Regions from separate parts of the Homo sapiens genome. Here region 1 is linked to region 2. A link is an interaction called in ENCODE POLR2A ChIA-PET data of the cell type or tissue named here. Cell type or tissue: Caco-2. All regions are shown on one strand.

Region 1 (2,500 bases), 170 kb after region 2:
ATACCCTAAGGAAGAGAATTTAAAATTAATAGAGAATCAAGTGATATGCCAATGAAATACAATGTATGGATCTTATTTCTATCCTGACTTGGGCAAACTTTGAAAAATATTATAAGGTAACTGAGGACATTTGAATGCTGACTGGATATTTGATGACAGTAAAGAGTTATTGTTAATTTTAATGTATGGTAATAGTGTTATATGTTTAAAAAGTCCTTTTCTTTTAGAATAGTGAAATAGTTATGGATGAAATGATTAGACATGTGGGATTTGTTTCAAAACAATCCAATGGTGAGGAAGATGGAGAGTAGGTAGGGACTAGATGAAACAGGATTTGTTGATAATTATTGAAGCTGGAAGATGGGTAAATGGAGTTCCTTATACTATTGTCTCTATTTTTGTATCCATTTGAACATTTTTGTAATTTAAAAACCCGATGTATTAATCACACCTTTTAATTTTCTATAATTCTGATGTTTTGACATCTTGGTGTCACAGGCTGACGGGTTCTTCTTGCTCGCTGCCCTATAAATACTCCAAAGAGAACAGCAGGTACTGCAGCAAAGAAAGGGATTAATAATCACTGGGCCGCCCAGGTGAGGAGAACAGGGAGAAATTTCTCAACCCATTTCTTTGAGAATTTGGAGGCTAGGGTTTATTAAGGGTACTTTGGAAGGCACAGGGCTGGGGAACTGCAACAATTGATTGGCTGGGGATGAAATCATAGGGGTGTCTAAAACTGTCTTCATGTCACTGAGTCAGTTTCCAGGAGGGGTGGGTGGGAGGAGTGTCTCAGGACCAGGCAGCATCTCTTGGTCTACCGAAAATATCTCAAAACGAGTTTTTTAGGTTTCACAATGGTGCTGTTATCTAGGAGTCATTGGGGAAGTTATAAAACTCGGGAACCCCAGTTACATGACTCTGGGGCAGTCAGCAGCTTATAGGAAAACAAGCTAAGCAATGGCAGGTCATTGTTTAACTCTGCCTATTCATTAGCAAAGTCCGTAAGTCTAACCTTGTCTTACGAATGCAGCTTCAATCTCCGGACAAAGAGTGGGGTTAATTTCCCTGACCTCCAAGTTTAACTATAAACCGAATTCTTCTCATTGCTTATGAGTTATCCATAGCCGTGAGTTATGGCCTCTGTGCTAGAATAAGCAAAAAAGCAATTTTGCCTGTGAGATTAGAAGCAAGATGGAGTCAGCCATGTCAGATTTCTCTCATTATTTGTAATTCTGCAAATGCGGTTTCACAGGGTCTTGCTGACCCTGGAGAGACTGCCCCTCCCAGGATTAGCCAATTCCTAGCGACAGTAAAGGATTCTCCCTCGAGTGTGCCTTTCATATGCAAACACGTTCATCCAGAGCCCGCTCGTTCCACCACCTCCTCTACCTCCTCCATACTTGGGACAATACAGGGCCAGGAACCAGACACTTCACGACAGTCCCTCCACCCCAGAGTCCACTGAAATTGTTCAAACCAGCCAATCCCTGCCCGTGTTTTTGCCTCACTCCTGCTGCCTCCTGACTGACGCTGGTGCTCCCCCTGTGGCCCTCCTTGGGTGTCGCACCCCCTCCCCTAGGGATCGGAAAGTTTAACAATCTTTTTCAGTGGCGGTCCTCTCCTCATCTGTTGGCCTCGCCGTACCTGAATAATAGTAAAACCCATATTTTAAAAACAAAAGTATTTTTTGTTGTTGTTTTGAGACAGTGTCTCGCTCTGTCGCCCAGGATGCAGTGCAGTGGTGCGCTCTTGGCTCACTGCAGTCTCAACCTCCTAGGCTCAAGGGATTCTCCCACCTCAGCCTCCAGAGTAGCCAGAACTACAGGCGTGTGCCACCATGTCGGGCTAATTTTTGCATTTTTCGTAGAGGTTTTTTGTAGGGGTTTTACCACATTGCCCAGGCTGGTCTCGAACTCCTGGCTAAAGTGATCCGCCATCCTTGCCCTCTGAAAGTAAAAGCCTATTTTATAATCCAAACACTGGCCGGGCGAGGTGGCTCACGCCTGTAATCCCACCACTTTGGGAGGCAGAGGCAGGTGGATCACGAGGTCAGGAGATAGAGACCATCCTGGCTAACATGGTGAAACCCCGTCTCTACTAAAAATACAAAAAAAATTAGCTGGGCGTGGTGGTGGGCGCCTGTAGTCACAGCTACTTGGGAGGATGAGGGCGCCTGTAGTCCCAGCTACTCGGGTGGCTGAGGCAGGAGAATGGCGTGAACCCAGGAAGTGGAGCTTGCAGTGAGCTGAGATCGTGCCACTGCACTCCAGCCTGGACAACTAAGCAAGACTCTGTCTCAAAAAAAAAAAAAAAAATCCAAACACTTGCTGGGCAAGGTGGCTCACATCTGTAATCCCAGCACTTAGGGAGGCCAAGGCAAGCAGATCACTTGAGGTCAGGAGTTCGAGACCAGCCTGGCCAACAAGGTGAAACCCCATCTCTACTAAAAGTACAAAAATTAGCTGGGTGTGGTGGTGGGCACCTGTGGTCCCAGCTA
Region 2 (2,500 bases):
TGGTGTGTTTACAAACCTTGAGCTAGATACAGAGTGTCGATTGGTGTATTTACAATCCCTTAGCTAGACATAAAGATTTTCCAAGTCCCCACCAGACTCAGGAGCCCAGCTGGTTTCACTCTGTGGATCTCGCACTGGGGCCGCAGGTGGAGCTGCCTGTTAGTCCCGAGCTCTGCGCACGCGCTCCTCAGCCCTTGGGCCGTCAATGGCACTGGCCGCTGTGAAGCAGGGGGCGGCGCTCATCAGGGAGGCTCAGGCCACGCAGGAGCCCACGGCGGGGGGTGGGGGGAGGCTCAGGCATGGGGGTGCTGCAGGTCCGGAGCTGTGCCCCGCGGGGAGGCAGCTAAGGCCCAGCGAGAAATTGAGCACAGCAGCTGCTGGTCCAGGTGCTAAGCCCCTCACTTCCCGGGGCTTGCGGGCCGGCCGGCCGCTCCGAGTGCGGGGCCCGCCGAGCCCACCCCCACCCGGAACTCGTGCTGGCCTGCAAGGGCCGCGCGCAGCCCCGGTTCCCGCCCGCGCCTCTCCCTCCACACCTCCCTGCAAGCTGACGGAGCCGGCTCTGGCCTTGGCCAGCCCAGAAAAGGGCTCCCACAGTGGAGCGGTGGGCTGAAGGGCTCCTCAAGCACGGCCAGAGTGGGCGCCAAGGCCAAGGAGGCGCCGAGAGCGAGCGAGAGCTGTGAGGGCTGCCAGGGCTGCCAGCATGCTGTCACTTCTCACAACCATCCATTCATTCAAACAATGTTTATTGAGCCTTGACTATGTGTAAGGCGCTGGTTTATGTCCTGAGGATACATAGTTAAAAAAGACATTCCAGAATGACAAAGAATTAACTAGCAATTACAATACAAGATACATACTCTCCCCGCTGCCCTTTAATGCTATGGAAATACAAAAGAGGAACATCAGCTCAGTCTAATGGTAGGAGGTAGTCAGGGAAGATCTCAGATTTAAAAAAAAAGGAAATTGATAACTTATAAAAGATTGTCCAGAAATGCCAGCAAAAAGAGTAGAGGAGTCTTGTTTGTTAAACAAGTGACTCGTTGCCCAGGCCAAAGCTTTTAATATATACTACTTCTGGCTATTGAGACTGAGATCACAGTGATTCAAGAATCACAGGCTATTTGGGAAAACACAGATTAATAAGACAAAGAGGCATTGATCCAATAAACTGTCCCTTATAAAGCACTCGGGTCATTTTCTTTCTCTACTTCCTTATGATCTCTAGTATTTCATCACAAGAAATAAGTCTCTATTATGAAAGGAACTCTGCTTTTTAAAAGTGATGAGGGAGGAAGATATTTTTCCCCCAACCAGACTCAGGTCAGAGCAGTCAAAATCATTTTCGTTTGCTCCTAACATTTTTACATCTCCTTCACCAGTACACAGAGTTACAGGAGGGGAACTCCACACTATTAATCAGTGCTGTTGCAATCACACTATTTCATAGCACCAGAAAGGATATAAACAGTCCTCTGTGTCAGGGAGGCTCTCAGTCTCCAGTGAGCACTGGGGTCTAGGGTATACGTGGAGAAAGGAGTAGCCACTGAATTTCTTTCCAGATATCTCTAAACATTTCCCAACTAGCTCCCCTAACCCTGAAATTCACACGCCATCAATCAATCACATTATAATATCGACTAAGGCATTATTCCAGGCATATAGGAAAACAGAGGGAAAGAGACACAGTCCTTGTTCTCAAGGAAGCTACAATCTAATTAAGGAGACACTCAAGAAGTGACAAGAATTCACTGTCACAGAGCTGGCTGAACTGCAACAGAAGACTGAATAGGAGGCGGTTCACAGATACCTGCCTGGGCCCTGCGCTGGGCCTGCAGAATGGGTAGTGTTTGATCAAGAAGACAGAAGGAAGAATGCTTTCTTTAATGGAAGTGAATAGAATTCCTTAATAGAATGAGCAGAGCCTGGAGGGAGCCGGCCGAAGCAGCCAGACTGACAGGCCAGAGGGCGAGTGCTGAAAAACAGAATCCGGGAAGTGGGGTGAGCCGGACTGGGGACGCAGGGAAAGGCTGGTGTCCAGCTAGCAATCCGTTGATCCCTTGCCTCTCGGCCCCAAATCTGCTCTGTGACAAGAGTTCGGGCGTTTCTCCTTTGCACCAAACACAATATTCAGCTTTGTCAGTAGCGTGCTCTGAGTCTATGCAGGAGGAAGGGGCTTCTCCTCCTGGGTCTGGCTTGCTACTGTCTTCTCCTGCCTCCAGCTGTATGGCTCTTATCACTGCCCCAGCCATGTGCCGAGTGTGCAGTCTTCAGGCTCATGGCCCAGCCCCACCTCTTGGCCACCCATGGTGACCACCTCACCACGATGTTCCTAATGCAGGCCTGGCATGCCCCAGTCTTCACTACCCTGCTGGAGAGCAGGCCCCTGACGCCTGCAGCCCTCCATGCACTCTTGCACCAGCCTTAGCCTCTACCCAAGACTGTTGATTTCTCCTTGTCCAGTAACCATGGGCAACCCAGGGAACCTTTCTGCCACTCAGTG

Evidence for each region. ChIA-PET counts read pairs that join two places held together with the same protein. Peaks named below come from ENCODE experiments on the same cell type or tissue, not always from the same donor. Only the 100,000 strongest peaks of a DNase experiment are listed, where the experiment ranks them.
Region 1: POLR2A ChIA-PET joins it to region 2 with 5 read pairs; 2 of 35 experiments call an interaction of 5 or more read pairs at or near these places.

The regions. Positions count from the first base shown.
Region 1 is chr6:13,846,001-13,848,500 of GRCh38, reverse strand. No RefSeq gene overlaps it. Among named protein-coding and RNA genes, the nearest start is that of MCUR1, 33 kb to the right of the region's middle. In Caco-2, no CTCF peak of the experiment used is centred here; a DNase peak (open chromatin) is centred at 1,474.
Region 2 is chr6:14,016,061-14,018,560 of GRCh38, reverse strand. No RefSeq gene overlaps it. Among named protein-coding and RNA genes, the nearest start is that of RNF182, 92 kb to the right of the region's middle. In Caco-2, no CTCF peak of the experiment used is centred here; no DNase peak of the experiment used is centred here.